Regions from separate parts of the Mus musculus genome. Here all the other regions are linked to region 1. A link is a loop called in an ENCODE intact Hi-C map of the cell type or tissue named here. Cell type or tissue: heart. All regions are shown on one strand. Links, peaks and the distances in the headings refer to the core of each region. The heading gives the core; the rest is flanking DNA. Region 1 has its middle 29 kb from the start of 4930568G15Rik. Region 2 overlaps Gm51669 (a long non-coding RNA gene). Region 3 overlaps Nme7 (NME/NM23 family member 7). Region 4 holds the start of Gm32652 (a long non-coding RNA gene). Region 5 overlaps Nme7 (NME/NM23 family member 7). Region 6 has its middle 6.0 kb from the start of Gm32652. Region 7 overlaps Gpr161 (G protein-coupled receptor 161).

Region 1 (4,503 bases), core at 354-4,353:
TTATTCCTATCCAGGGCTGGGGACATAGCTCAGTTGGTAGGGTGCTTGCCTAGCGCACCCTGGCTTCTCTCTCCAGCCATTACAGAAACCCTTCAGTAGGGGCACATGTTTGTGGAGGGAGGAGGATCAGAAGTTCAAGGTTACCTTTGGCTACCTAGTGAGTTCAAAGTTAGCTTGGGTTACCCTGTCTCAAGCAAAGCCAAAGCAATTATTGCACGATAACCTTCTACATGGTGAGCACATGTCTTCAGTTTCCCACGAGTCTTCATTCTTCTTTGCTGGGTGTCGTAGTTAGCTCTGCCATTTCGACAACCTATAATCAACTGGGAAGAGTATGTCAACGGGAGGTTATTTACCATGGCTTGGCCAGTGGTGTATCTGTGAGGGACCTGTCTTATGTAACTTAATTGATGTGGAACTCTCAGCTCACTGTGGGCGGCACCATGTCTTAGGCAGGAGCCCTAAACTGTTTCCGAGTGGAGCTCTTGGGGCTGGGAAGATTGCCCAGTGGTTAACAACAAAGGAGTGGAGTTTAGATCCCAGCATCCATACCAGGTTGGCTCACACCTGCCTGCAACTCCAGCTACCCGGGGTACAGTGGCCTCCGGGAGCCTTTGTTCTCCAGGGAACATACTCTCCTGCCAAATACACATACCCAAGCCAACCTTGACCGAAGAGTGGCTAAATCATGCTGCGCCTAGCGAGGGATCATGCACACATTTCTTTTTCTCAGTTGTTGGTTGTGACTGTGATGTGACTGGGAGTTTGAACAGAAAGAAACCCTTTCCCAGCTGAACTGCTCTCTGTCAGTCTGCTTTTGTCACAGCACCAGAAATGAAGCCAGGGCATTCAGCGTCCTCAGAGTCTCTCCTGTGACACAATTTCCAGGGTTCCAGTCAACGTGGGTCCTCCCTTTTCTCTGTGCTGGTCCAGGGCTGAGTGTTGCTTGCAGACATGTTTCTTCTGTGGTTGTACTCAGTAGAACATCTACCACCATCTACAAATCTGTGAAGTCAGTTCCTTCCTCCCATTTTTAGGAGGGTTCTGGGAATTGAACTCAGATCATCAGACTTGCATTTACCCACTGAGCCATCCCACCATCCACATCTATCTCCTCCAGACACTAAGCTTTGATATTTTTGGGTGCCATTTAAGTGGACACCTCACATCCCCTCTCTGTGTGTGGTCAACCTAAACAAGACTTTCTCCAGGACTTGACTCTTAGATTCCCTGGGATAAATCTGTGGAAAAAATTTTTGAATGAAATTCTACCACATGGTACTTTATTAAACTGTAACAGCATATACCACAGCGAATATGAGAAGCCCAACTCAGTATCTTCTTACACATTAACAGAAGCACAGGCCACAGGGAAGTTCCAAGAGCAGTCCGGGCCAAAAATTACTTTCTCAAAAAAGGGAATCGGTTTATTCATTAACTCCCGGTTCGTGGTAAACCAAATTGATCCAACGTCCTGCCCCCTATCCTTCTGAGGAATGGAAGTTCATAGCTTGGTTATTAAAAGTCTGGGGGAGGTCTTGTGCGAATGTCCCTAAGCTGGGGCTCTGTGTCACAGAGGACAGCCAGTAATCCTCGGACTAATTTTCAGCGAAATCATCATCATCGTCATCGTCATCGTCATCACCATCACCAATTTCTTATTCGTGTTTGCTTTTAGGTGGTTGAGGGGGTTCTCTCCAGGCCCTCGACGGGGAAAAGTCGGGCACGGAGTCTTCGCGGTGTGCATGTCAGGGCTCGAGTGGAGACCTCTTTCTCTCCCTCTACAGCTTAGGTTTTGGAGCCGTTTGCTTTCCGCGGGAGACTGTAGGGCCTGAGAAAAAGCACACTATCTGTTCCGTGCCTCTTCCTCCCCGACGTAGTGGTCAGGGAGGGCGCCCTGTGAGGAAGCGGGTACTAGGTTTACGTGATCTAGGTAGGATCCTCTAAGATCTGCTGAACCTGGCCTGCCCTGGTGATGGGTAGCTGGGAAGGCATTAGACCCAGCTGTAAATGTGTAATTCTCACCCTTGAACCAGAGCCAACCATGTTCCTCAGAACTCTGCACAAAATCATCTATGCCCACCGCATTGCCCGCTAAGCTACCGCAGTTGCAGCCTCTAAACCGATACACACTCGCCGCCACGAGGGGGCAGCAAAAGCCCGGCTCGCCAACATCCCGCATTGCGTAAAGGCCTCCTGCTGCAGAACTTAAAAAAAAAAAAAAAAAAAAAAAAAAAAAAAAAGATAGAAAGAAAAGTGATGCAGCATAATTTTCCTTTTTAGAGAAATCACCATCCATATAAGGCTCGCAGCTTTAAGGTTGTGGAGTTAACTGGTACAGCCTGGATGAGAACTGTGTTCTGGTTTAGGTTAGGTTAAAAACAAAACAAACAAACAAACAAACAAAAAAAAAACCAAAAAACCAATAAACAGATCCCCAAAGCAAACCACCACTTCTGTATGAAGCATCTTTGGGGAGACTGTTAATTCAGTAATGGACCAGGTGCTTTACTGCTGACAATTCAGTATAGGAAAGACATGCCAGAAGCCCAGGGTGTGGCTTTCAGAGCCCCTCTCTGCCTTCTTGGCAGGGAAGAACATGAAGACTCGGCTTTGGAATTTGGAATTTGGGAGTTCTTGCCGAGACTAAGTGAATCCCAGGCAGGTGTCAGGACGAGGGGGTGGAGCAGTATTCTAATCCAGGATGAGAGGTTCTGGGGCCCCTCTGCTCCTTGGGGAGGTGGTGGGTTGAACGGATGCAAACGCCATACATAATAGCCCTGTTGCACGGCTGCCTCCCAGAGGGAGAAGAAAGGATTGGGACACAGGAAGTACAAGTCTGCTAAGGCTCTGGAAATCTGGGGTCGGCGTCCAGAGACAAAGCGGCACAGACCACCAAGTCCTTAGAAGTTGGGAGCTCCACCCTATTCATTCCCATCCCATATCATCCTTACCTCCCCCCCTCGCCCCGCCCCCACCATCCCTGCTTCCTCCCTGTATAAGCTGCTATTCCAGCAAGATTAAAAAACAAACACAAACCAAAACCCTGGTGTCAAAGTCTTTTAAGAAGCCAGGCCATGCCGGTTAAAGCTGTCACCTCACAGAAGTGTTCTTGCTGAAGACCAGTGCTTCAGCTTGCTTGATGGCTGGCTTAGTCACAGGATTCAGAGGCTCCAAGGAACCAACACAAAAGGCCTTTTGCCATGGACAGGAAGCAGGGCAGCTGCTGGCAGATGCTTCTTCTCTCTCCCATTCTCCCTCTCCTAAGGGCAGGAAAGTGCTGGAGCCCCGTTTTTCCCTCTGTATGGCTCTGTGTGGACAGCTTTCGGGGTGTCCTTGTGAAGTGGGGTGACAGTATCTGTGTTCTGAGTCCTCCCGTCTCCCTTACCTTCTCCGCATCCAGGCTGTTGGGATGAGAGAATTTAGCTTCTCGTTCTGGGTCAGCACAGCCCCCAGCCCATGCAAATCTATCTCAGACTCCTCTCTCTGGTGCAGACATCGCAGGAAGCGCCCGCTGCTTCTTCCATGATGCTTAGGGTGAGGGTGGGGTGGCGTGAGAGACTTCAAGAAGTCAAGAAAGACACACTGCCCGGGAGCAGCAGGAAGGCTTTCTGGTTAGGAAGGCTGCGAGTTTCTTGGATGGCTTACATTGTTGCAATTTAATCCAATTAGGCGCTGGGTGTACACTTGTCAAGAAAGACAAAGCCTTGGCAAGATAAGTCAAGGTGAAAGCCTGACTTAATGGTTTCCTAGGTGGTTAATTGGCCGACTCGTGCCCCCACTGCCTCCTGTCTCCTAAAGTTTTGCTTCTCCCTTCTGTATATCAAACTCAGTGTATCTGTAGAAAAGTGGATTTATTCCTGATTAAATTCTAATTAAGGAACAAATGCTCTTCAAATTCCAAGGACATCATTAAAGTGGCCAAAGAGTAGTTTTGAGGACAAGTCCTGGCTGTAGGCTTTAGTCATGAGCTCTAAGCAGCCAGCCCCAAGTGGCCAATTGTAATCGTTAAGCTCTTCTTCCATATCAGATTTTCCCTCCTGCTTGACCTCATGGTAATCCAGTGTGGGAGAGGAATGTCACCATCATCTTGGGAGATGAAGAGACCAAATTTGAAGCCAGCCCTGCCATGTTGAGTGGGCAAACTGGCACGGTTTTGAAGTTGGCTGAGTTTTCGCCTTCTTGTTTGTTCAATGATACTCATATTCCAAGGTTGTCGTGAGATGAGGGGTTGCGACCCTGGGCCACTGTCTGACACTGTATGTGGTTGTCTCACCAGACAGCAGTGAATCTGAGCTCCTGTCTTATATCAAGACAACTGTGAGGATGTTTTATGTCACTGAGATCCTTGAGGAAAGCCATTGCACTCTCCTCTCCGGAGCTAGCCAGGACCGGGACAGAAGACGACTGTGTCCTCAGGCACCCAGACTAGGCACAGTGTGCAGCACTCAGGAGACAGAGCAGGAGGAGCATCACAAGCTGGAGGCCATGTTCATAAACCCA
Region 2 (4,503 bases), core at 305-4,304, 73 kb after region 1:
GGCGTATTGGTAAGATTTGATGCTACCATAACAAATCAAAAGAGTGGGAGAAGATGATGCCATTTGAAGATGGTTTTACAGTTTATGCTCCCCCACCCAGTTGATCCCATACTAGGTTGGCATCATTCAAGAAGGTATGAACCCTAAAAGAATGGAGTCTTATGTTATTGTTTTGTTTCTTTGTCTGAGGATTGGAATGTGGTAAAGGCAACTTGCCTTTGGTCCTAGTTAATTTGAGATGCTTTGAGACAGCTAACAGAGTTACTTGGATGCCATCCTGTCAATGGGCACAGAATGGAGCAGGGGGGTGGGTGTTGGAATCTGGGCTGGATATGGAGTGCTGTGTCATGTAGGAGCTGATGGTAGTGGAGGCAGTGAAGGTAAGTGTTTTCCAGAGATGGAAGAGAGGTTGACTTGTGGCCGCCAAAGAGCAAAGATGAGCCCCAAGGAATTCTGGCGTGTAAAGTACAGGAGAGGAGGAGGGACCACCAAGAAGAGAGCTGAAGGAGGTCACTTCTTTCATGAAAGTAATTTGCTATTAAAAGTCAACTGGAAGATGCTCATTGACAGAAAGGGCTGCCCAAGAGAGATGAGGCAAAGCCCTAGGAAGACAGACAAGGATGGGCTCCAACATCCTATCCCAAAGTAGTTCTACCACATTGCCACTAAAATATTTTGCTGAATTGGTAGTCAAAGACAGGTGTTAGGCATGGGTACAAAGAGGTCTTTATCTTCAGAAGGCCTGCATGATTTGCTTTGGACTTCCTCTTGCCCTAGAGAGGAGATAACTCAATGATCTTGAAAGAGCTGTGCATTTGTACAGAGACTTTCAGCATCAAGAAGGACGTGAACATGGGCAGTTCATCTCCACCATTTCCTTCTTCCAGCTGGTCATCCAAGGTCCACGATTCTCCGTGCCCACGCTTGACTTCAATAGAAAGACTCAACTGGAGCAATTCTTTCTTTTTCCTTTCCATTTGCTGCAACAGAACTATTCTGCCGCATAGAATCCCTAATTTAAATCTCATGAGTCAGCTCTTCCACTAATGAAAGATTTAGCATTTGGGACAGTTTTTGTGGGAACGTTCTGCAGAATGGGAAGTGACAGCTGCCTTATCAGACAGCTAGATTCCAGCTGTGTAAGCAGTCTGGGCCTCAGAAAGCTATCAGAAGCAGTCGCTCTATAGGAAGAAGTCAAAGAACAGCCAATTCCACAAGTATGGGTTTGGATTCTATGATAGGGTGAGAGAATTTCTGTAATTCTGTAATGGTTGTTGGAAAGACTGTTTACAATTCGTTATATATCCACTTGTAGTATGTGTGTGTGTGTGTGTGTGTGTGTGTGTGTGTGTGTGTGTGTGTGTGTAAGTAAGGGCAAAGGCTGGAACCGGCACATGTTCACAGCAGATGACTGTGAGAGTAGATCAGGAAGCATGGTTAGGAGCTTTCCAGGTAGGGATGGGAATACACAAGGCAAAGGCAAAACCAGAACTTCACCTTTGGGAATTGCACGTACTCCAGGCTGGGGTTGGAATGTCTTTCTGTAGAGTTGGGCTTGATTTTGTGGGCAAGGAGAGCCACTGACGGTGTTTGTATTCAAGATGAGAGAGTTCATGAGCTGGAGGGAGAATAGGAGCAATGGGGTAGTTCTAAAGGAGATGGCAATTGAGCAACTGCAGGGAAGGACAGAGAACAGAAAGGGAGGAGCTAAACTGAAGCCCAGTGTGGTGGCTCATGCTGTAATATCAGCACTTGGGAGGCTGGGGCAGGCATATCACTGTGAGTTCAACGTCAACTTAGACTACATAATGAGTTCAAGGCCAACCTGGATTATAAAGGGAGACCCTATATAACAAAACAAATGCAAACCACCACCACCACCACCACCACCAAAGACAGAAGAATAACATAAATATGCTAATACAGTATTTGGAAGAGGTCAGAGGTTGGCTTAGATCCCTATGTGGCATTTAACTCAATTTATCTCATCTCTGCCTCTGTCTCTCATCAACCATGTCTGAAGTTTGTTTATTTGCTTTTTAAAAGAAATAATCACACCAACAAATGTTTATTCTGGTATCTTCTTTGCAGTTTAAAATTTAAGGGCAATCTACCCATCTCCAGGCATGTTTCATCCAGTAAACCCAGGGTTATGTCCTGCTATTGGAACACTGAGAGCCTAGGAAGGCCCATGAGGAGCAAAGACAAAAGCTCTGGATCAGGGTTGCTTTTGGGATGCAGCAGTGGTACACTGGTGTACTATATCAGGAACATGAAAAGTGGGGAGGGAAGGACACGCTGAAGAGACAGCAAGCACGAGAATGAGAACAGAGGGCAGATGGGAGAGAGAAACCAGACAGAGCCAGCCGCACTGGAATCTTTCATTCTGACAGGTCCCAGCGCAGGCAGCAGACCTTCTAAGGAACCACTGCAGCCTGCCTGCAGAGGAGGAGCCTGGCAGCCCAGATTTGCCAAAGACAAATGCTGCTCTGCAGACAGGGAGCAAGGGCACTGCAGAGAGGCCAGCCAGGAGCATGGTGCTGTGCAGAGGGGCATGGGAGGACAAAGGGTGGAATGCAGGATGGGTGACTCACTGAGATCCCTGCCCAGAGCAGGCGTGGCTTCATGGCCACCCCTCGGAGGGGCCTTAGCATCTTCCTTGTGCTCAGGACACGGAAGAAAGCTAGCTGGAGAGTACACATTCTCTCCCCCCCTCTCTCCATCTTCTTCTCCTCTTTCTCCTCCCTTCTTCCCCCTCCCTCACCCCTCACCAATTCCTTCCCCTCTCCTTTTCCTCTGCCTTCTTCAGGAAGGCCCCCCCCCCCACCCCCCGTGAGATTGGCCTTTTAGATATGTGACCTTGGATGAGCCATGTAAGCTTTAATTTCCTTGTCTAGAAAATTGGGGCAGCTCCTAAAACAGCTATGCAGGCTAAATAGAAGATGCTTGGCATTGCCCTTTTCACCTGGGGCCATGACTCAAGCTGTTTTGTTCCTGCAGAATCTGTATGACTTCGTAGTTAATGGCTGACTCATCTAAGGTACCAGTAGCAGCTTGCCTGATTGCCCCTGCCAGGAGAATGACAGAAGATTGCTCAGCCAGGGTGCCCTGCAGCCGTTGCCAGAGGCAGCCAGAGACTGTTAGGTTGTCCTTCTATGAAAACCTACCTCCAAAAGCCACTTGCCTTTCATGGCACATTCACCCTGTGTCCAGTGCCATGCTAGGAGCTGTGCACCGAGGATGCGGAGCTATTTAGCAGGCCTTCCTTCTGACCTGGATGCAAAAGGGACCTTAGCACTGGAGAGGCTAAGATTATAAATCCCAAAGCTCAGAAATAAATAAATAAATAAATACAGGGTCTGTATTTCTGAAGCCTAGGGGCCTTGGCATTGGAATTCTATACCTGTATCAAAGCTGTCATGTCTCAATGACAGACACATCTCATACCAAATTAAATAGGAGACTTGATAAGGGCCTAATATCTTTATCATTTTGTGCCAGGTGTCACACCATGGTAATATTACTATAATCTGATAATGGTAGATGCTGTGAGCTACAATTTTTAGTTGACAGGACACATCCTCTATAAGACATCCCAAGGTCACATGGAAAGGGCTTTGCTTAAAATAAACTTAATTTATTTTTAAGCTTCATACAAGTGTATGTTGCAGGTTGAACAAACTCCACCCATTTCTCCAGCCTCCCCTTTCTTGCTCCTCCCTCTAGTCCTCCCCTTCAACCGCCTAGATAATTTTACTTCTACTCTCATGTCATATATACACAATTTTATGTCCATAGGAGATACAGGAATCACAAACGAGAGAAAGCGTAAGATATTTGTCTTTCTGAGACCATCTTAATTCATTTAGTAGGGCGATCACCAGTTATACCTACCTTCTTATAAATGACCTGGCTTCCTTCTTTGGGATTGAAAAATTCCATTTTTTTATAGGTGTCTCGTTTTGGTTTTTTGAAACTCATTCCGCTATTGTTAGCTAATTGTCTGACCCTGCAACAGAATACTCCAAGAATGGAGTATGTCCCCTAAGAACTTTCTGGCATAAGTTTAAGAGTAAGGATGACCCCACCCACCCACCCAGTCCCTACTGATAATTAGTGTGTACAAACCACAGCATCATAGGGCAGAAGGAGAGAGTTAACTGACCTGGATTGGGGAGCTCCTGGGAGGGTCTGCTGATTTTGTATGGCCAGGCAGCCTTTCCCCATGAACAACAGTGAGCAAAGACTACATATCCCCTCCCCCCCCCACCCCCCCCCGCCCACACCATATTCATTGCTGCTGTGTCTTGACAGCTTAACAGAAGGAAGAGTTAATGTGAGCTCAGAGGGCTTTGTCTGCCATGGTGTAGAGAGCATGAGGGAGCAGAGAATAAGAGTTCACAAGAAACAAGGGGAGCAACAGGAAGTGGCCAGGGGTCATATATGCCAAAGACTCACCCCAATAACTTATGTCTTTCAACCTGGTCCCACCCCAGAAGCTTC
Region 3 (4,503 bases), core at 124-4,123, 800 kb after region 1:
CTTTTTCATTCAGGAAAGGCAAATCTTCCAATTTCATACTTTTAAGCAATTATCTTGGCTGGGACTCAGGAGATAGCTCAGTTTGTAAAACACTTAACATGCAAGCATGAAAAGCTAAGTCTGGTGCCTAGCACACATGGAAAAGAACCGGGTATGGCGGCACATACCTGTAATTCTAGCACACGGGAGGTGGAGATGGGCAGCCAGATCTCTGAGGCTTGCTAGCCAACCAACCCAGCCTTTCAGTGAATTCCAGGTTCAGTGAAAGACACGAACTCAGAAGGTAAGATGGGAAATAAATAGGCAGACACCCAGTGTTGACCTCTGGCCTCTTCGCTTCCACTCATGCACACACATACACACCGCCTCGGCTAACTTCAGTACTTCATGTTACCATCTCAAAGGCAGAATGGGCTTGTCAGTTTCTGCAAAATTAGCCTCTGGGAGTTTACCAGGGATTGTGTTCAGTCTATTTACCCCATTGGAAAATCAAGTCTTCTAGTACACGAGTATGAAGTGTCTCCATTCAAGCAAAGCCTGTGAGATCTGTCTGTCTGCGATGGCCTCCCATGACGCTCACTCTTGCGGACTTTGCCCTAGGCACATAATCCTTTGTATGCACCCAAGAGCCTTCCCACCGCTGCTCCTACCTACTTCCTGGGATGTTTCCCTCCAATATCTCATGGCTCACTCCTTCTCCTCCCCAACCCTGCTCCACTTTCATCTTCTTCTCTATGAGAGAGACCTTGGCCACCTCCTTGAAGTTCTATCCACCACCAGGAGGGCTCACTGCTCACAACAGCCAGCCATTCTCCCTGTAGCACTTACTGTCTTCATGCAACAGACGTTGACTGCAGAGTTCCTTCCCCTGCTAAAATGTCTGTTTGGCTCAAGACTGCATCTGAAAGGACTACATGTATAATGTATGTATAGTATAGTATATTGCAGTATGTAGAAAATGCAACACAATACTTTTTGAGTAAATATATGAAGAACTTTGAAAAGCAGTATGTATCCACCGGTAGGCACAAAGGGAAAGGTAGGCATTCTTAAAAGTTGAATTTATTTCTTTCATTTGCTTAATAAAAAATTAATGACTTCTCTTTGTCAGACACTACAACAGTCACTTAGAATATTCAAAATGGACAGAGCTCTATTAATATAGACCATACCTATTCATTTCCTATCTCTCTTCATACTTTGCATAGAATGTAAAAACAAACAATACAATACTTGTCATGATAAATGCTCTAAGGAAAGGGAATAAGTATACGTGATAAATTTTAGGTAAAAGAGGTAAGGAACCGGCCTCCAACTAGGAGAGACAGTTAAGGTCTCCCTCTAAGACAATACCAGGACAAGGAGAAGCCAGTCATGTAGAGACCTAGGAGAAAAATATTCCAGGGAGATAAAAAGTATAGAGTTATGATGGGGAAGATGGAGTTCAAGAAACAAAAAGGCACCACAACCTGAAGCTGGCGTAGGAAGCTGGTGTAGGAAGCTGGCGTAGGAGGCGTGGATACACTGGGAAGGGCTCCTGTCTCCACTGTGGTGCTTAAACTGACCTCCGCACTTTTAGCAAGTTCAACCCTTCCTAGACTACTCTATTCATTTTTCTCTCTAGGAGTTGACAGCATAGATAAGCAGTGTCACTGACAAACGGGGCTAACGTCTGTGCACATAGAGAAGGCTGTGCTCGTCTCAGAGCACTGTTTCCATTGGCTAGGAAATGTGTGCCACACGAGGGCACCTGTAGCTCATCCCGAACCCTGCCCAGCCCACTGCAAGAATGAGCACAGCAAGACCCAGCCTTAGGTGCCAAATGCTGCAGAAGCCAAACACACATGTGGACTGGCATGCGCTGCAACAATCACCACGGGGCATTAGCTGCAAGTCACTCCCGACTCTGTTTGCATTTTTGTCAGGAGTGAAGGGTGTTTGAATATTCGTGACTGGAGAAGATGGTGTGTTGATGGTAAGCAGACAGGGACTGAGAGGCTATGAACACAGACATCCTTCTATAGTGAGAAAAGCCTGTGTATGCCAGCATGTGTTAATACCACGATTGCCAGAGCCTACCTGAAGACATACGTATTAGGACAGAGTTTTCTTTCATGCATTTGCCTAGATAGCCTCACACAACTCAGATATTATTTAATGTTGAATCCTTACATTTTTGGTAAGACAAACAGCATTTTCAGGTTTAATCCAACAGAAGAATTCATCGTTCACATTTTTTTAATCTTTCACTTTATGAGACATAATCAGTGGTTCTGTGCATTCCTGACTTCAACAAAGGTGGCATCTGAGTGGCTCATCAATATGAACACCAATGAAATTCAGAGGCACTGAAAAGGATGCCATCCAGTGATGGAGGAGCGCCACCTAGTGTTCACTGTGGTTACAACATGTCACCAAAGCTGAGTCACACAACCAGTTCACCAATTTAATCCTGCGATTATGAGCTAAATCATAGCAAACTTGTAAAGGGTCTAGTCAAGCAGCACCAGGTGAGTCATAAATTTTTGTAAATAATGGTATGTTTCACTCTGTCTTCTATGAACTGAAGGTTTAAAAACAAAGCTAACATGTCATTCTCTGTACAGCTACAAGAAAGCTGCAGAGTCATTCGCTAGAATTCAATAAAAGAAAACGTTAAACACCTTCACCCTACCTATGGCACTTTAGAAATTAAACAGAGCTGTAACTTAAAAAAATTAAAGTAAAAACCTCAACCTGGGCTACACTAGAGCTGCACCATCGCCTTGAGTGTTCATAAAATCAGGACATCACTACTCAAAGAGCTGCAGCCAGCTAAGTACTCAGCAGCGGGCAGACAGGAACTCCGAGGAGCACCGGGCTTCCCTCCCGTTCCAATTCCTAAGAGAAAGAGGCTGTCTTCTGGTTCTACTACAGCATCTTCATGCCAGGTCAGGCCAACAATGTCTGACCCCTCACATTACAAAGTGACTGACTTTTTTGGTCATCTCCCCAGGTTATTCTCAAGCAAGTTTGAAGCCTTGGTTTTTAGCCACTAATAAATTAATTATCAGGCTCAACCTCTACCGTCATGGAGGGTGAATAACAGATGACTCTCCTCACCTGCCCCCTCACACCTAAATCTATTATATGAGAGGAAAACAACTTAAAAATAAAGGTTCTATTAGCTACCTCAAGAATAACTTTCTTGTGGTATAAAGATTTAGTGAGAGAGAGAGAGAGAGAGAGAGAGAGAGAGAGAGAGAAAGAGAGTGTGTGTGTGTGTGTGTGTGTGTGTGTGTGTGTGTAAAATTAGTTTTCAGCTTTTAACTCCTTCCCTTCATTGAGAAGCCAGAACCAATTCAGTACGGGGTCAGCTGGGTAGACACAGGAAGTGTACACAGCCAGTGGATGACAAACAGCAAGCACGCCGCCCTGAGGCACGTCGCCTCAAAGCGTGTCTCAGCTTGCTTATCTTTAAATTTGGGGACTAGACTAGACTAGATTCGGAGATCATGAACATGTTTTTTAAAAATATCAGTCAAGTATATGAATTAGTTTCCACTAGAACCAACACACACACACACACACACACACACACACACACACACATACCACCACCACCACCATCACCACCATAACAGCAGAAGTAAAAAGCAACCTCTATGAAATGATTATTATCCTCAATATGTCCACGTATCACTACACTTTTGAGACTGTATTTCGCTTTATTTTATATATGTGGATGTTTTGCCGACATGATGTCTCTGCTGCACATGCAGTGCCTGTGGAGACCAGCAGGGGGTGTCAGATCCCACAGAGCTGGAATCAGAGATGGTTGTCAGCTGTCACGTGGGGCTAGCAAATTAACCCATGTCACCCGGAAGGGCAGCCAGTGCTCTTAACCGGCAGCCATCTATCCGGTGGTCCCCTGCTTACTGTTTTATGGGCCTACTGCTATTCACAATTTAGAGCATTAGGTGACTCTACTACGCATTAGGTGACAATCTCAGTGTCAGAATCATCGGAATTAGGAAAACCGGAAATCCCCTCCACTCCTAAAGCGTCACAATGCCACGCCACACTGGTCTAAGTTCTCCAGGTCCAGCTCCTCTTCACACCGACTACCACCCCGTTCCTCACTACGGTTTCTGTCTGACTGACCTGGCTGTACCCTGAGCTCTAACTCAACCTTCCTGATGCCACAACCCTTCTATACAGTTCCTCATGTTGTGCTGATCCCCAACCATAAAAGTATTTTCACTGCTACTTCATAACTGTACTTTTGCTACTGTCATGAATTGTACTGTAAATATTTTTGAAGACAAAGGTTTGCCAAAGGGGTTAGGACCCACAGGTTGAGAACCACTGTCCTAGCTGCCCCACCCACCCACCCTGTAATTGTTTTAATTTTTGTCCTTATAATATTATCACGTTACCTCCCCCTTCAAACTCCTCCTTCCAAACCATCCTGCATAGCACTCCCTTGTTCTCTTTCCAATTCATGACGTCTTTTAATTACTG
Region 4 (4,503 bases), core at 267-4,266, 220 kb after region 1:
GCCACACAGAGGATGGTTGTTGCTATTCTAGGTCCCAGGTGGGGGTAGCGGCAGCCAGGGGCATGTGTGGGGATGCCATCCTGGATTTGGCGTTCTTTTTTATGCCTGTGCCACTCCAACTGGCATAAGCAGGGCATAGCTGAAGATTAAATGTCCTGAACATTATTAGTCCGTTAGATGTCTTGACACCTACTTCTAGAATCCTGCCCTGTTTACTGCTCTCTTTAAGTCCTGCTGGTCAGGTTTCTGAAAGGCTTGCTGGGCATTATCTTTTGTCTTAGCTGTAATTCCTCAGAGAGAAAATACTCTCATATATTTTGGGAAAGAAAAGAAAACCTTTTTTCAATCCAGAGCTCAGGTTTCCAAGAAAAGAAAAAAAAATCCCTTTAGCATCCTATCCCTGACTTGGGTGACCAGCTTGTCTAAGTCTGCCCATGACATTCCAGGCTGAAGGTTCCATGTCCTCCCCTTAATCCAGGGTACACTGGGCAGCCCTGATTTTCTGTATCAGGTCCAAGTTCTCCCTATTTGACCCTGCTGGCGTAGAAAGCTCGGTGATAGCAAACAGCAGTCCTAGTTCTTAGCAGAGGCCTATGGCAATTACAAGTTTTAATCAGTTAATGGTTTATTTACCTATGTTGTCTCTCTCTCTCTCTCTCTCTCTCTCTCTGTGTGTGTGTGTGTGTGTGTGTGTGTGTGTGTGTGTGTGACAGTACAGATGTTGAAGTCAGGGGACAAACTGTGGGAGTCAGTTCTCTCTATGTGGGTCCCAGGAATAGAACTCAGGTCATCAAGCTTTGTGGCAAGCATGTTCACCGTAGAGTAATCTCAGCATTTTTATGCTACTCCCTGCCTAGGCATGATAGTATTGATCAGAGTGAGTTCTTTCCTTCTCCGTAGAGGGGAGGAGTCACACATCTGTGGTTTGATTTACATCTTTTGCTCTGAAGGGCAAGGATGGAGGTGAGAGGCAGAGGATCTTAGGGCCCGAGCTTTTTGGAGTGAGACTCCAAGTTTCTCAGGGGCGGAAGAAAGCAGCTGAGACTGGCTGGAGAAGAGAGAAAATGCATAGTGCCACTTATTTTTGTCAGCGTGAAATTGGGACTGGCCTATTGCCCCCAGAGGAAAACTCTCCGTGTTTCCACTGAACATTCTAGAAAAGCCAGGAGAGAAGGATAGAAAAATTACCTACAAGGTCAGTCAGTAAGTGAAGTGAAGCAATTAAGAGGATCCAGCACAAACCAGTTCGCCCTTTATTTTTCTTGGCAAACTGACTTTGACGCCCTTGGCTGGCTTTAACCCTGCCCATCGCAGCCGGTTAGAGGAAACTGTATTACCAGAGGTCAAAGTCACATACCTTGCCAAGTGTGGCTGTTTTTTTGTTTTTTTTGTTTTTGTTTGTTGTTGTTGTTGTTGTTGTTTTTGTTTTAAAAGAAGAAGAGTTCGCTGTCCATGGTGAGATGTTTTCTGTCCTATCTGGGGGCATTTCCCGGCTCCGGTTTCGCCACTAAGGGTATGACCATTTGACAGTTCCTGGGGGTTGGGGGGTGAGGAGCAATCTAGTAGCGGTTTGGCTTTTACTGTCTCTCAGGGAGTTTGCATCCAGATCCCAGAGAAGGTGAGCTCACTGCTGTGAGTGCCAGGCTTATGTAAACTGCGGCTCAGAGGCTGCGCAGAGCTGCGGGGGTGGCAGCGGCGGCGGCGGCGGCGCAGTGCAGAGCTCCCACCCAGCACAAGGAGCTGCAGGCGCTGCTGCAATGCTGCAGTGCAGAGTCTGGGGGAGCCTGCTGCAGGCGTCCACCAGGACAGTGATGGAGCCCAGAGCCCTAATCCCGCAGTGCCGAGGCATGGGAATGGGGGGTGGGGTAGGTGGGCGACTGCCTTATTGGGGTTTGCTTGACAATGAGTCGGGTGTACAGGATGCGAGATGATTGAGGACTCGCTGAGTTCATTCTGCAGGAGGAACTGGGCTAGGTCCTTCTGGGCGCGCTGCTGCCCTCTAGGGTTTTGAGTATAGCGACAAGAAATAGGACAAGTCCGGATAATAAAGCTTCAGTTGAACAGGGCACCTGAAGCCCTTGAGGGGGAACTGCTTGCGTTTTTCTGTAAATTCGCACACCTATTACCTCTTCCCCTGATTCTGCTTTTCTGTTGGAGAGGATCAATGTGTGGATTATTTCATCTGTTCTCCGCAAATCTGATGATGTTCTCAGTAGGGCAAAGGCTATCTATCCATACACCTCAGTATTTATCCAAATCAATATAGTTACGTTTTCTCTCTCTCTCTCTCTCTCTCTCTCTCTCTCTCTCTCTCTCTCTCTCTCTCTCTCTCATAGCCCTGGCCTCCTTGGTATTGGGCAAGGGGCTTGATTTACCACCCACTGCCTAGCCTGCCAAATGACCTTTATCTTTTTCTGGCACTTTCTTTTAAGAAAATGGAGCTGAAGTCGCTATAGCAAATAGCTACTCATATAGCAGCTGCCAATAGTAAGTGGAAATTCTATGCTGAAACACAATTTTCAACAAGGTAAAATCATGACTCACATACAAATACAACATGACTACATGACAGAGATTTTACATAACCCATTAAATAATTAGAGAATAAGTAGGAGGCCAAATGAGTTCAAATTCAAAGCAGAATTATGAGATTGCACACACACACACACACACACACACACACACACACTACTCTATAGTGGAATAAAACACAATGTTTGAGATTGCATTTTTTTATTTTCACAAGGTAAAAATCAAATCTGTACCAGACAAAGAGACAGACAAACACCATTTGTTTTGTCATTATTTTATTTTTATTTTTTTAAAGACAGGATTTCTCTGTAGCTCTGGCTGTCTTAGAACTCATGCTGGCTTCGGACTCAGAGATGCACTGACTTGCCTCTGATTCCTGACTGCCTTAGACCCCTGAGTCATCCTAACGTATCTAACATATTCAGTCTCCATCATGAAGATACTGAGCTGTACTCATGCCAATGTATTCTCTCCATCTTGTATTTATATTCACATCTTCTGTCTCTGTCATGGATCGGCAGAAAATTGTGACTTTGCATTCTGCTTTGACCATAGTTATGACTGCTGAGAATTAGACCAATTAAGACCCTTAGGGATGGGTTTTCTCCTAGCTTTAAGAAAAACCAAGCCATAGCCAACCGAGAGTGTCACTTACAGACTCATGGGCATGATAGCATTGTGAGCAAACTTCCTTGTTTTGAGATAAGGCAGGCTAGTATCTCAGTCACCACTGGGAAGGCTGGAGGGGAGGGGTGGGAGAGGGCAGGCTGGAGGGGAGGGGTGGGGGAGGGCAGGCGGGCTCCTGGGTTCCAGCACTGGGAGGTGTGATGAGACATAAAAGAAAACACAGTGGGATAAATCAGATATGATTTATGCATGGACAGGCAAGGAGATCTCTTTTCCCTGCTTGGGTCACACAATTAAATCTAATTAATGGAAACTGGTCATAGAGGGAGTTCAGAGCCTATTTTCGGTTGTCATTATCCTAACACAGCAATCAAAATGCAGATGAGCTATCTCTGTCTCACCCCAGGAGAGAAGCAGGCTTCTTGCTAATGAAGGGAAAATTGTAAATGAATGCTTATCAGGCCTTCCCTGTCCACGGTGGCTTCTTGGGGGTGGCAGTACTGGTAGAGAGGGCTGACAGACATTTTGCGTTCTGAAAGGGAACCTTCTTCCAAGAGAGTTCTAATGCTGCCCTAATGCTGTCTTCTCATGCTGCTGGGAGAGAGGCAGGGGGCAGAGGACACTTTCTCTAGCCGTTGGCCCTAACTTGGGCAAAGATAAAGAGCTAAGTGGCTTTTTTCAGAGTGGACGGCGGGAGGGGCAAGGGGGTAGGGTGGGGGAAGGAGTTGTGTTCTTGAACCAGAAAGTGCGCTTCGGGGCATACAGTTTGGCAGCCCTAGCGATCCATTCTCATTCTGACCTTCAGCCTCAATAATTAGAGCCATCTTATCTAACTAAACAAGAAAGATCTGGGGCAGTGTGGGATGGAATTAGAAATAACTCACTAGGAGATCCAAAGTCACCCCCAATGGGGACAGCACTGAGCTGTAGCCCAGTGGAGAAGGCTAACTTGCTGGAGGCAGACAAAGGCATCCTGAGCTGCGTGCTTGTTTGTAGACAGAAAAATGGCTCCCAACAAACACTCTGACAAACAAATCATGCCTGGATGAAACTGACGCGCACCCCTTCCCAGCAGGGGTGATAAATTAACCACAGCTGGGAGTGGCTGTGGGTTTACCGCTCAGCCTCCATCCAGTCTGTCCTGGGAGTCTCCCTCACCCCTTCTTGCCAACACTGCTACTATATTTAGCTTGTCCAGCATGTGCGCTGTCTATATTTAGTGCCTAAAAGTCAGAGTTCAGTGCACAATTCACCAAGCCATCAGTCATCTTCCATTCCATTCACACATGCAGAAAAATCCTTCCAAGAGACAATCTTGCTCTCCACTACAGGGTGGAGGGTGAA
Region 5 (4,503 bases), core at 306-4,305, 750 kb after region 1:
GACTGGAAGAAGAGCAACTCCCAGTTAAAGATGGCGTGCAATCACAAGGATGCTACATATGTGAAAAAAACACCGGTAGAAATTTGTTTCTTTTAGAGCCAAACACCACAAAAAGACTGAAAAGCTAACTCTAAGCCATGTAAACATTTGTCCATATATGGACAAAATAAATATTTTCCCTGATCTAAAATTAGTTCTGTTGTTTGTCACCTTTTCAAGAAACACATTTTAGAAGCTTCTCAAGGCTATCTGGCTTTGCTTATACTTTTTAAAGGACTACACAGTTTTGTCTATTTTAGCTACCCAAAGTCACAGCTAAGGAGACCTGCAAATCTAGACACAATATTTCAAGAACATTGCTTCTTCTGCTGGTTCGAATGGCTCTGGCATAGCTTCAGGAAGACTACATTGCCACGTATACAACAGGCTTCAAAATAGACACATCCTTGGCTATAAATCAAATAATTCTTGCCCTCGCCTGTGCAGTGTGTTCTAAAATTAAATTCTTGCCCTCTCCTGTGCAGTGTGTATTATGTTCACTGGTACAGACCACTTTCCCCCTAGTCCCCAGCATGCTGATAATGAGACAGCTTTGATGCTGAGGCTCCTCAAAGTATGGTGCCAGCTTTCAGTAGTGTGAGCGTGACCTGGAAACTTAACAGAAAAGCAAGGTCTTATGGGATAGATTGGTGCAGGCCTGTGACCTCAGATTCTTGAGAGTCACAAAAAAGAACCACAAAAAAGTCACAGCCTTTCTATGTCCACAACTCAACCTACCCAACCAAGGGAAATCATAAATGTGCAATTAGTTTTGTCTTAATTTCTCCTACTCTTTATTCTTTAATTTGAAAATGATGAAACACATAAAATGAAAATAAAGTTGTATATCATGAAAGTAAATTTTCCCCTACTTTAGAATTTCAGTTCTTAATAAAGGCATTCATTGCTGTGTTCATTTCTCCCATGTTCTTCTAAAATGTTCAACCCATTCACAAGCATACTTGTGTGTGTGTGCACCATACATTTTATGCTTTACTTAATTTCCATATATGAGTTGTTAATAAAAATAAACCTATGGTACAGGGTATGGCATCCATGTGAAGTTTAATAAATAGTTTTGGAGCTAACTACCAGCGACATCCCAAGCCGGAGCTCTTGTTACAGGTCTCCAACAGTTAGCCTCCCCCCTTCGGAGGTGACTGCTTGGCTGTGGAAGGCTCACTCCTGTATGCTTTACCACCTACTCATTGTTATTTTTTATTGATACATAAGGTAAATGAAGACGGGAAAGAACAAGAAGAAAAGACAAGCTAAAGAAAAGGAATGGAGAAGAATGTAAAGAAGGCAAGAGCAAAAGGCAAGAGACTGGAGCAGAGGAAAACAAAAAGATTTCATGGGAAAATGCATAACTAACAGATAAGTATAAGAAGGGAATAAACCAAAAACATATACAAGCCTTTTTAAAAATTGGAAAGAGCCGGGCAGTGGTGGCACACGCCTTTAATCCCAGCACTTGTGAGGCAGAGGCAGGCAGATTTCTGAGTTCGAAGCTAGCCTGGTCTACAGAGTGAGTTCCAGAACAGCCAGGACTACACAGAGAAACCCTGACTCAAAAAAACAAAAACAATAACAAAATCGGAAAGATACAGTCAAAAAACTACTAAAGGTAGATAAGGAGACAAAAAAAAAAAAAAAAGGCTGATAGAAGATTGCTCAATAAAGAAAAAACAAAATTAGACAAGGGCATGGAGATTATGGAGATGACTAAAAAAGATGGATAGAAGACGGTATAAAATATAGTAAATATTAAAATAGTAAAATTAAGTAAAATGTTCCTAAAAGTACAACGGAAAGACCAGAAAGGAGTGCACAGTGTCTTCCTGTGCTTTCTGCTGCTCTGTGCTGAACTGTGCTGGTGACTGTCTGACATCCCCAAAGGCCTTCACTTTGCTAGTTGCTTAGCAGCGGCCTCTGCTGGTCACAGTTAGCTTTTCAGTCCCAGGGTTGGACTGACTGCCCCACCCTTCTGAGTCTACCAATTTGTAGCCCCTGAGGTGACTGTGAGGCAGGGGGTTGCTCCCAAGTATCATAATGTGAGGAATGCAGCCACAGGACTGAGGGCTGCACAAACTCCTGGGCATTAATCATCGTGGAGGACTGTGATGCAGATAACAAGCACACACACACCCCCACTCACACCCGGAGGTTCCCCGAGTTCTTCACCTCTCCATCAGTGAAGCCTACAATAGGCACTTGGCTCCAGAGACTGGTCTAGCCACAGACCTCAGGCTCAGAGTCATTCTCAGTGAATGAAGTCAGCTCCCGGTGCTAGAGGCGAGACTTTCGTTATACATGGCATTGTTTGGATGAGCAGCTTGAGATCTGCATTTCTGGGGCTTGTCAGCAAATCGTAGAATTAGATTGACACTTCTGAAAGCTATAGCTTGTCTTGAGGGCAAGACTCCAGGTAGTGTTCATCAGAGCTTCTTAGTCACACCACTGGTTTCTAACTAGAGCACTCAAAGACAAAGTCCAATGCACGTGTGCTCAGCAAGCCTGTGACTGCAGCGTGCCTTAGGAAGGTAAGTGCTAAAGAAAGTCACAGTCAAGTCCAAAAGTCAATATGGGAGGAACTACACAAACCTCTGAATATCAATGTGGTAGTTTCAAGGAAAATGGCCCCCACAGACTCATAGGGAGGGGCATTATTGGAGGTGTGACCTTGTTGGAGGAAGTGTATCACTGGGAGGTGGGCTTTGAGGTTTCAAAAGCTGAAGCCAGCCTAGTGGCTCACTGTCTCTTCCTGCTGCACTGCAGATCTAGATGTAGAACTCTTGACTACCTCTCTGTCACCATGTCTATATCTGTGCCACCATGTTTCCCCGCCATGATGATAAAAGACTAAACCTCTGTACCGCAAGCCAGCTCCAATGAAAAGTTTTCATTTGTAAGAGTTGCCATGGTCATGGTGTCTCTTCACAGCAATAAAACCCTAAGACAATCAAGAAACAATTCACTAGGGGCCACAAGTGCATCAACTGAGAGAGTGGTTCTGGTACCTTGACTGGGCAGAGTGAAACTTTTATCCTGCTCTCCTGCTCTTTTGTGGTCCCTCACAAAGAGCAGGAGAGCAGGAGAGCTGACCTTAACCCTGCTGGCGGCAGCATTGGGTGGGCTAGCTGGGGCAGTGCTGGAGAGCTTGCTCAGCTCTCTAATATACTTCTAGGCCCAGATCCAGGGGTCTGAGTTGGCCCACCCTAAATTCTACACCATCTGTGAACTGTTGGAGAGCACGAGAGGGCCAGTCCTGCAATTCCAAAGCAGAAGACTTGCCATGACATAGGAGGGCAACAACAGGATAACTGGGACGAGTCCCGGATCCAGTACCAATGGTGTGGCAGAAGCCAGAGGCCTCGGACCAGACCAATGACTCATTGCAGCGAACATTTCCAAGTGAAGATGTGTGGACAGAGGGAAATACTGTGGGACATGCTACAGCTTTGATGATGAGATGTTTTCTACACTTTAATTTTGTCGTCATTGTTGTTTTGTTTCTATTATCTTTTAGGGGTGGGGCTTGCAAGGGTGAAGAGTGAATAAGAAGGGGCAGAGAGATAAGATTCACACACACACACACACACACACAAATCAATTAAAACAAACAAACCAAGCAAACATAGAAGAAGAATCCTGGAGCTGGAGGTAGGACGATGACGCCACTACTGATAGACAGTGCTCTTCCAACTTTGATGAGCCCTACAAGCACTTGAGCTTGTGGACTATGCCTGTTCACAGGCCTTAACCTTGGACTTCTCAGCCAGGTTAGTATCTTCTGAGCTTGTTCAGTAGCTCTAGAGTAGGGCTGAGACATGCATTGGAGGTGTCTGAGCTGTCTCTGTGAACACTCGGTTTGAAAAAAAACTAAACTGAAAACTTCACAGTGGGCAATACCGCCATTTCCCCTGGGAATTTGTCCTACTCAGTATTTTGACTGCAAGTGCATACATCTGTGTACCACATGCATACCTGGTGCCTGTGAAGGGCAGAAGAGGTCACTGGATCCCTTAGAACTAGAGTTGCAGACAGTTGTGAGCCACCATGTGGATGCTGGGAATCAAACCCAGGGCCTCTGTAAAGACAAGTGCCCCTAACCACTAAGCCATCTCCTTAGCCCTTTCATCTCATTTTTTGAGACAGGGTCTCTTATTGAATCTGGAAACTCAAATTGGCTAAGACTAGCCAGCAAACTTGGGGAATTCCTGTCTTTGTCTGTCCCTTACCCCAACACTGGGGTTAGAGATGAACGCTCTGCCATTCTGAATTTTGGTTGTTGTTTTGTATTTTAATGTGGGTGCTGGGGGTCCCAGCTCAGGTCCTCAGAAACAGAAAGACTTTGCTGACTGAGCTGGATCCCCAGGACACTCAATTATTTTTGTTCTGGTAAACATTTGTAAAAGAAACTCCAGTAAGTCCCTTCTCTCACATTTTACTGTGTTTTAAGAT
Region 6 (4,503 bases), core at 381-4,380, 210 kb after region 1:
TATGAGGTACCACTTGTAGGTCTTAGAATTTCTTATCAGGCATACATGCTGGTTAGACAGACGGGACAAAAGGAACCGTCATTTTCTCAAATACTACCTTACAAAGGAGGTTCTTGAGAAAATAGCCCAGTTGGAAGAAGAAAATAACATGCTACCGTCAGGTTAATTGGTCTAGAAATAAGCTTAGTAATTCAAGCCAGTAAACTCAACCACAGAGACAAAACAAATCAGTGGCTGTTCTTCGGTTGTCAGGGAGCAACAGCGTACAGACGTCTATTAAGAGCTAATGGCACAGTGTTGTTTGAATAAGGCACACATATGCACACGTAGCCGTCCAAACAAAGACCCTTTGAGAACAAAAGCACTGGTCATAATTATGGTGTAACAAAATGAACTATGAACCTGGACATAGGCCACCTTACTGTTTCAGGACCACTAGAGGGGTTAGAAAGTACTTACAGACTAATATAAAATAATGTCTCTCCTGAATGAAGACATTAACCATCAGCTTCATCATTCTTCCTATCTGCGGTGAGTAAAACACTCTCTCTAGGTTCATCCAGAAACTCGTCTGTCCCTCTCGACTTCAACTTTTGTAAATTCCCTGAGTTGGGGCTTTGTCATTCTTAGACCTGGAACAATATTTACTTGCTCTTCGCTTGCTGGGGAAAGTATTTTATGGAGACGGTACAATCTCCATGATGAGGAAACAGAGTTGGTTGGGTGGGTTTCTTTTCAGGAGGCTTTGGATTTGTGAATGCATCCCGGTATTGAATTTTATACTTATGTGACTTCCTGTAAGCCATTTTAGAACATTACATTTTTGCTTTCTGTATACTAGCACTTTTAAGCTCATTGTAGATAATTAGAAAATTACAAAAGAATGTACTAAAGAAAATGAGATTGTCTGGAAACTCATTACTTAGTGAGAAAATGTATTGCTGAAGATGTTGTGTTGGATATATATATATATATCCCAAGATATTGATATACTTACACAAGATAGCTAAGATTAGGATGCATATGTATTTTTCTTTCTTGTATCTAATGTCATATTTTAACTTTGTAATATTCAATTCTGGCACCTTACATTTGTTTATTTGTGGTTTTATTTATACACACATATATGTTACAGACAGACATACACTCACATATATCATTGATTTGATCTATGTGACAGTCCTGTGAAATAGGTGCATTTATCAATCCATTTTACATATGAAGAAGAAACTGGGATAAGGAAGATTTCATGGGGCCTTGTTTAATATTTCATTACACATAAACACACACGGCATTTGAATCACGGTGGCTCAGGTGCATAAACATTAGCCAGTGTTGTCTGCCTCTGGTTACAAAATCAGACTCCATGCATTTATGTTTTAAGTCATGAATTCACACAGAGATGGGGCGTTTATGCAATAGCTGTATTGGCCTCCCATACTATTCTCTGAAGTAGACATAATAATAAACTGCTCCCTAAGTTCTTAACGGTATGGTCATAGAGCCTCTCAGAAACTCTTTATTCAGTACATGTTGACTATACGGAGAACTTGTCAACCCACAGGGAATAAATACAGAGACTATGGAGTATTCATCTCCAAATTTAATAGCTACGTCACAAGGGTGTGTGTGTATAAAGATGATAAGAACCAGAGGTAATGGACACCTGTAGCAAAACAGTAGTTGTAGGACATGATAGTGCCATTGAGAGCAAGAACTCATATCAATTGTGGCTGCATGCAGAAGACCTGCCAAGACCAAGATGGCTGAACTCCTGGCATGCATTGGCAGGAATTCTTGAGGTCTCTCACCCTACCTAGCCTTACTGAGGAGCTATTGGCTAAGTGGCTGCTGGGGGAAGTCGGGGGAGAGACAGTTTTCTTTAGGGATGCAGCCCCAGAGGGGCAACACATGTTCCATCCACACGCGTGCACATCCGTGTATCACTGAGGACTTAGTGGGCTTAAGAAAAGAGCGTGCGGAGCTGAGACAGAACAGAACTGAGGGACTGAGGAGGAACTGGAAAGAAGGGGAGGCAGTGTGGATTTGACCAGAAAACACGTATGAGATTCTCAAACAATAAACAATGACGGGAGCAATGGTCAGGAAGAGCTTAAATTAAGATACACAAATACTGCAGAAACTTCCTCTCTAGCTGAGCACAGCGGACTGCTGGACCTGCGAGCTTCTGGTCAAAGCCCACGGCAGTCCTGCACTGACACGCATACACGTGAGTAGATTCTCCTGTGAGAGCAACAGCAGCCTGCGGTCCTTCTGCCTCGTGAACCTCACAACGTACCACCTTTTGATTACACTCAAAGGGACACTTGTGCCCTGGAAATGTGAGAAATGATGGCACAGGAGAATGCTGAGGAGACTAGGGAAGGAAATTGACGCACAGATTATGAGGCCAATCGTGATTCACAGAGCAGCCCCCCACCCCGCACCCCCATCGTGCACCTAGGTTAGAGCATCTGTTACAAAACATTTAGTTGGCTTGCCCCATCTGCATATGCCTTAGCAGCACATCCCTTTTGACTTATATACCAGGAAGTCCAAGCCAGTTTTGGAGTGACCTGTTGAGGTTTCTGGCCCTGTAAGCATGCCCGCTGTCTGCAGAACCACTTGGGGGCAGCACCTGCTCACTGCCACTGCAACTGTGGCCCACCACTGTGGCTTGTCTCCCTACAGGGCCTCTTCATCTTCTCTTAGCTGCAGATCTCAGGGTTGCCAATGCATATCTCCATCCAGCAGTGTTAAACCAAACTGAGCTTCATTCTCCAGATGAAGACTTCTCTACACTGCCTTTCTTCCATCCCCGAGCACTGGGCAACACTACCTTATTATAGGGACTAAATCCTTTGGACTCTAGGTAATTCTCTCTCTGTTGTAGGAAGACTGCACTATGGTCTGGGTTGGAGGCAGGTGCCTTGCTGCCTGCCATCTTCTTCTTCTTTTTTTTTTAAAGATTTATTTATTTTTATTGTATATAAGTACACTGAGCTGTCTTCAGACACTCCAGAAGAGGGAGTCGATCATTACAGATGGTTGTGAGCCACCATGTGGTTGCTGGGATTTGAACTTCGGACCTTCGGAAGAGCAGTCGGGTGCTCTTACCCACTGAGCCATCTCACCAGCCCCCAGCCTGCCATCTTCTCTTTTCAATACTGTTCCCATCCTCTTATTTCTTTCTTCATGAAAGCCAACTCCTGGGGAAGGAGGATGCCAGCTAGCTGCCAGTCCCACACTTCTGACAGATGTGTGTATTGAGTGAATCCTTAAATGCAGAAACTATCTCCCTACCTAGTCCTTCAATGAAAGTTTTGAGTATCACTCTTTGCCCCACACGATTTCATTAGAGCAGATCTCTGAAAAAATACTGTATAACAAAGAGGAATCATTTTAAAATTGTGATGTGTATTCTTAGCAAGTTGATCCCAAAGGATGCAGTGATCCATCCTTCAGCAATCAATGACAATTCTTGAACTTGTTCCTTGGATAGGTATATTCTGCACTGCCTAAACCTTACTCATCTATATAGACACCACTCTGTGTGTGTGTTCCTCATTCTGCCTTGCTAACCATACTAGTATGAATAATGTCTGTTCTTACATATGTGTGGGCATATGTTTGAGAATCAGAACCACCTGACCTTCCAAAAATATGAAAAAGACAATATGTCTGAATAATTGCTTAGTTGATTGTGTTATCATAACTTCAAGTGTTGAATGACTGAACGTGTTTTCCCCCTAGATACTGAAGAGGTCTATCATTGAGGGATAGGTTTATGTGTAAGTCCAGAGTACTAGTGACTCAAACTGAGAGTTGAGTTTTCTGTTTTTTTCCCTAGCAGTATAAATTAGGGGTCATTCAGACCAAGGCTGCTGAGAAATCCTTGGAACCCAGGGTTTTCATTTTCTATCCCCAAGGGCATTTTTCAGAAGTCGCACATGCAATCTCCAAGTGTAGTCTTCTTGCTAGACTCAGCTTCACAGAAGGCTGAGGAAGGCGGTCTTCATTCCAAGTGATCATTTTTTTTCAACTAAAAATGAGAAAAGTTAAATAAAGAACAGATAGAAAGGAAAAAAATAGAAGTATCTATTCTAGAATCATGGGAGTGCAAGATGTGGTATCTGTTCTCAGATGACTCTTGGTTTCCTTTTTTCCTGGAATGCCCATTATGTAGTAAACACAGTGGTGTGGATGCGGGCTATTTTCCCCTTTCCTTTAATTATATAGCCTGCTTTCTCTTTGACATAGATTACAGTTTCAAGATGCTTAAAATTCATCTTGGACTTCAAATGGCTGTAAGTTCCCACACATTACTTTCTTTTCCAGCCGCGTGCCTCTGTGTGGGGATCAATTGATCTGAGAGTCAACACTGAGGTAGCGGGTGAGTTGTGAGCCTGGGAGTTTGCTTCACCACTTTTCTGTGATGAAAGAAGAATAAAAAACTCACCCAAATCTCAGGAAGCAAAGAAAGAAACCTAGAGATGGGGGATG
Region 7 (4,503 bases), core at 207-4,206, 200 kb before region 1:
TGGTGGACAGCCCTGCTCATCGCTTCGCTTATCTAAAGCACCCAGGCTTAAGAGCAGCAGAAAAGATCATCTTACAGAACCCCCACAGCAAGCACTCAAAGCCCAAACTTGTTCTAGCTCAAAGAGCAAGAGGAGTCCAAGGCAACAAACCCCACCCACTGTCCCACATCTGCCTCAGCTGTGGCACCCTCTTCATACCCACGGCTCAGTAGTCGGCAGTTAGGACTGCCCTAGACGGCCAAACAAATAACACAAAGACAGACGTGAGGGCCAGAGCATGCAGGTGCTCTTCCTGTACTCACTGGGCACACCCTCAAAAGTATACAGATCCTAGGTCACCCACCAGTCATGTTCAGTTTGTCCCCATCTCTTAAATTGCAGATTCAGAAGCCATCAAAAGTCAGAGCTGGAATTACCTTGGAGGCTACTTGTTCCAACTCCCCACACCTTTCTTTTCTCCAAATGGCCTAGTGATGGGACAGGATGTCCCAGATGATGTGCAGACAAAAGCCAAGCTGGGTCAAGAACCCAGGCTATGAACTCGGGTCCAGTGCCCTTTCTACCTTTGTGCCAGCCCCCAAACTTGCTATGACAGTCACAATTGCCTCTGGAAAGTGAGGCCAGCTATGTTTGCCAGTCACTCTAGCATCTCCTATATCTCCCGTGTGAGGGATTTCCCCCCAAGTTCCCCTCATCTGCGTATGACCTCAAGTCCCAGGCTTAGTGATATGCCCTAACCTCCTGGTTTTATTATTCTGGAAATGAAGTGCTTGGTATTCGCCCTTGTCTTTCATAGTGGTTTCTCCCTTCTTTTCAAATAATAATAGTAATAATAAAAATCTGTCAACAAGGAAGTGGGTGGGGTGGCCACATCTTGGGTGGCCTGTGGGCTGTTTCTATTGGCCAGCAGCAGGTGCTACCCAAGAGCAAGTCCTAACTAGGGCAATAGATATGGGGTGTCTATGTGGGGTGCTCTACTCGGATGCTCTCTGGACTGTTTTTGCATTTAGTCTAGTACTTGTGGTCCCACGCTTCCTGGATCAACTACACAGAGCCCCCAGATGGTCTGACAGTGCTAGGGTGAGCCGTTCTGTCCCCATGAGGGGCACGGAGTAGGGATTGCCTCTAGAGGCCTCACTGAGACCAGGGACAGCTAAAGCAGCTGGATACCATTGAAGACAAGAGCCACATGGTGGCTTCCCTTTCACATCCACCATCTCTAGTCCTCCTGATGCCCCAGCCACATCTCCATCTGCTTCTAACGTGTGCTTTCGAAGCCTCGTTCCATCCCAGGAGCCCTGAAGCAGCCCACATGTGCTTTACAGAAGACAACTGAAGTCAGAGACTGGAGACAGTATTTTCAATCCTCCTGGCTGCATACCAGATGTTTCCTTCCCGGCGTCTGGCCCTCTCTGAGTGGTGACATGTTCCAGGGTCTTGGCACAGGCACCAGTCCCGGTAGCTCCGCTGCGGCCCCGCTCCCCTCTGAAGCTTTCATCTCTGTTCTGCAGCTAAGACATTGCCTTCTTTGATGCTCTGTAGCTGCAGCCTCTGATTCACAAGAGTTCTGCTGCCTCGACGGCCCCCAAAGCCAGCCCCTGGGACGGTCCGTGCTGTGAACAAGACCCCTGGCAGAGCCTCCTCCCCAAATAAGTTGATTTTGGCTTCAGCCTCAATGGCTTTAGCCAAGCTGGCTGCGTAACTGTCCAAGGATTTGTGTACTTCAGCTTTCACATGAAGAAGAGAGTTCTTGGCGGCCTCTGTGGGAGAAGGCAGAAAGGAAGGTTAGCGAAAAGGGATATGGTCTCTGCTGGCTTGCTACTCCAGAGAGAGCGGACAAGCGAAGATTACAGGTATGGATTTTGACATCAGAGTCCCCAGGCTAAAATCTTGGACTTCACACAATTTACATCCTGAGAAAGGCCAGACATTTTCTAGTTTAGTTTCCTTGACTCTAAAGAGAAAAGATTCACACGGTTACTGTGAATGAGTAAATTCTACCCTAAATGTTTTAGCTTTTACGTCTTCAATAGAATTTTCCTCTTGTAGCTCCTGGGTTCAACAGCCTAGGCTGTAAGCTTGCACAGACTCAAAGGCCATGTCTCCTCTCCATTTCCCTCAGAGGCTCCTTCACTGTAGAAAGCCTCACATTTAGAAGCGATGTCAACAATTCCACCATCCTGGGAAGGATTAGGAGCCGTGACACTACACTGAATGGAAAAGAGGGACAGAGGTGGCGCCTAATGACCAAACCTGAGCACTGGGTCACAGACCGTACTGCCTAAGCTCTCGGGGTCTCTAGGGGACCTTCTCCCCTTATGTTTTCTGGAGAACAGGCAGTTTGTGCCCCACTCTCCAGGAAGGAAGTGGAGACCTTAGCAGCACTAGTTTGCTCCCTACACAGCATAACTGTCATCCCCTGCTCTAGCACCTTGCTCTCAGCACCCAACCAGCAGAGGGCGCTTCCAGCCCACCCGTAGGACACAAAGGGGCAGGCTGGGATCGGCGTGAGAGGTCTGGGAAGGAGATGGACTTGTTGTCCAGTAGAAGGGGAATGTAAACTCTCAAAGCTGCTGGCTAGCTCTGTATTGAATCTGCTTTGCCAGAAAAGTAGATACTTACTTACCATCCTCTCTGAGCTCCTCTCCCACCTCTCCCCTCACGCTGCAAGGGAGTGGAGCAGGGCAGAGGGAGGCTCATTTGCATACTCAGCATTTACACCTTAGAGCCCCTGGCTCCAGCAGACTCAAGGTTCCTTATACCAGTGGCTATTCTCACTTGGAGACAGGAGAAAAAGAGACTCCTTCCTACACAGGAGTGGCTCCCCTTGGCTTGTCTGGAGTGGAAACTAGCCCCAGGTCCCTAAGCATCCAGGATGCTCTGTGTTAACAGATAAGCAGGAAAGCCCAGTCAGTGGGCTCCGGTCCCTGCAGGTTCCAGGGCCATTCATCAGGATGGCAGCTTGGCCTGCACTCACAGGGCCATATTTCCACTGTCCGTCAGAGGGGACGGGCTAAGAGGACAGGATCAGATTTATAACTGGATACTATCCATAAAGGGGAGCAACTACTGTGGACTAGGGGGCACGGAAACTATTTCATCCAGTCAGGCTAGTTCCTGAGAAAGCTGGGAATTGTTTTGAGTTCTCTCTCTGTCTCCCTGTCACTGTCTCTGTGTGTATCTGTGTGTGTGTTTGTCTGCATGTGTGTGTCCATAACTGTGTGTGTGCCTGTGTATGTATGTGTGTGTAGGTATGTCCTTGCTGTGTGTTCATGGAATCTGCTCTTTATGTGTGTGTCTATGTGTGAGTTTGTGTGTGTGTACACGTGTATGTGTATTTGTGACTGTGTCTATGTGTATGTGTGTATATGCATATGTGACTGTGTGTGTACTGGCTAGTTTTGTGTCATCTTGACACAGGCTGGAGTTATCACAGAGAAAGGAGCTTCAATTGGGGAACTGCCTCCACGAGATCCAGCTGTAAAGCATTTTCTCAATTAGTGATCAAGCAGGGAGGTCCCCTTGTAGGTAGTGCCATCTCTGGGCTGGTAGTCTTGTGTTCTATAAGAAAGCAGTCTGAGCAAGCCAGGGGAAGCAAGCCAGTAAGGAGCATCCCTCCATGGCCTCTGCATCAGCTCCTGCTTCCTGACCTGCTTGAGTTCCAGTCCCGACTTCCATTAGTGATGAATAGCAATGTGGAAATGTAAGCTGAATAAACCCTTTCCTCCCCAACTGCTTCTTGGTTATGATGTTTGTGCAGGAATAGAAACCCTAAGACAGTGTGTCTGAGTGTGTTTGTGTGTGAGACTGTGTGTCTATGTGTGTGAGTGTGTGACTACATGTATGTGTCTGTGCGTGTATATATGTATGCGACTGTGCATGGTTGTGTGTATATGTCTCTGTGTGTATCTGTGTATGTATGTGTGCAATGTGTCTGTGCTGTGTGTGTGTTCATGGTATCTGCTGTGAGTGTATCTGTGTGTGTTTGTGTATGTGTACCTGTGTATGTGACTGTGTGTGTTTGTATGTGTCTGTATGTGTGACTGTATACGTGTGTACGTGTGTGTGTGTGTGTGTGTGTGTCTGTATGTGTGACTGTATACGTGTGTACGTGTGTGTGTGTGTGTGTGTGTGTGTGTGTCTACAGCTGCATTTGTCCCACCTTGGATGCTGCTTGCTATGAGTCAGATGCCTCAAGTATCCCTAGTGGGGCTGCAGTGATGGGAAGGAGGCAGAGGCGATGAAGTCTTGGCACGTTCTGTGGTAAGAATGAGGCTAGGATCCCCTCCTTGCCCACGTGTCTACTGAGACACTCCCATAAGCCAACCTTTGATCTGTTCCACTTCGTCCTCAAATGTCACGGAGCTCCTCCTCTTGGGTGGGCAAGTGCAGTGCTGGGGAGGGTTGTCCTCAGAAGTGCCATCTTCCAACAGCATCACATCCGTCCCTAAGGCAGGCAGAGGATGCACATGTATCTACAGCACCAAGGCCTCTTCTTCCCTC

Evidence for each region. Peaks named below come from ENCODE experiments on the same cell type or tissue, not always from the same donor. Only the 100,000 strongest peaks of a DNase experiment are listed, where the experiment ranks them.
Region 2: it touches region 1 in a loop (2.2-fold over the local background); 11 of 42 quality-filtered maps call a loop at or near these places.
Region 3: a loop joins it to region 1, with 9 times the contacts of the local background. A loop is called at or near these places in 23 of 42 quality-filtered maps.
Region 4: a loop joins it to region 1, with 7 times the contacts of the local background. A loop is called at or near these places in 22 of 42 quality-filtered maps.
Region 5: it touches region 1 in a loop (8-fold over the local background); 16 of 42 quality-filtered maps call a loop at or near these places.
Region 6: it touches region 1 in a loop (7-fold over the local background); 20 of 42 quality-filtered maps call a loop at or near these places.
Region 7: it touches region 1 in a loop (2.2-fold over the local background); 5 of 42 quality-filtered maps call a loop at or near these places.

Annotation. Positions count from the first base shown.
Region 1 is chr1:165,118,188-165,122,690 of GRCm38, reverse strand. No RefSeq gene overlaps it. Among named protein-coding and RNA genes, the nearest start is that of 4930568G15Rik, 29 kb to the right of the region's middle. In heart, for the core only: a CTCF peak has its summit at 2,143 (motif pointing right); DNase peaks (open chromatin) are centred at 2,140 and 2,740; H3K4me3 peaks cover 737 bases; H3K27ac peaks cover 2,205 bases.
Region 2 is chr1:165,044,818-165,049,320 of GRCm38, reverse strand. The region is part of intron 5 of Gm51669 (a long non-coding RNA gene); the gene reads left to right. Among named protein-coding and RNA genes, the nearest start is that of Gm51669, 14 kb to the left of the region's middle. In heart, for the core only: no CTCF peak of the experiment used is centred there; a DNase peak (open chromatin) is centred at 2,440; H3K4me3 peaks cover 513 bases; H3K27ac peaks cover 2,996 bases.
Region 3 is chr1:164,314,768-164,319,270 of GRCm38, reverse strand. The region is part of intron 3 of Nme7 (NME/NM23 family member 7); the gene reads right to left. Among named protein-coding and RNA genes, the nearest start is that of Nme7, 9.3 kb to the right of the region's middle. In heart, for the core only: CTCF peaks have their summits at 2,387 (motif pointing left) and 3,774 (motif pointing right); no DNase peak of the experiment used is centred there.
Region 4 is chr1:164,896,409-164,900,911 of GRCm38, reverse strand. Gm32652 (a long non-coding RNA gene) reads left to right here and starts at 1,256. Exons shown (of 5, transcript XR_865700.2): 1 at 1,256-1,513. In heart, for the core only: a CTCF peak has its summit at 1,993; DNase peaks (open chromatin) are centred at 521, 1,281, 1,811 and 3,911; H3K4me3 peaks cover 1,144 bases; H3K27ac peaks cover 3,885 bases.
Region 5 is chr1:164,364,382-164,368,884 of GRCm38, reverse strand. The region is part of intron 9 of Nme7 (NME/NM23 family member 7); the gene reads right to left. Among named protein-coding and RNA genes, the nearest start is that of Gm39690, 52 kb to the left of the region's middle. In heart, for the core only: a CTCF peak has its summit at 1,973 (motif pointing left); a DNase peak (open chromatin) is centred at 1,994.
Region 6 is chr1:164,903,380-164,907,882 of GRCm38, reverse strand. No RefSeq gene overlaps it. Among named protein-coding and RNA genes, the nearest start is that of Gm32652, 6.0 kb to the right of the region's middle. In heart, for the core only: a CTCF peak has its summit at 2,631 (motif pointing right); a DNase peak (open chromatin) is centred at 2,662.
Region 7 is chr1:165,318,693-165,323,195 of GRCm38, reverse strand. It overlaps Gpr161 (G protein-coupled receptor 161), which reads right to left. Exons shown (of 6, transcript NM_001310429.1): 5 at 4,328-4,447; 6 at 1-1,760. The coding sequence ends at 1,495. Among named protein-coding and RNA genes, the nearest start is that of Gpr161, 25 kb to the right of the region's middle. In heart, for the core only: a CTCF peak has its summit at 2,451 (motif pointing right); DNase peaks (open chromatin) are centred at 1,025, 1,545 and 2,455.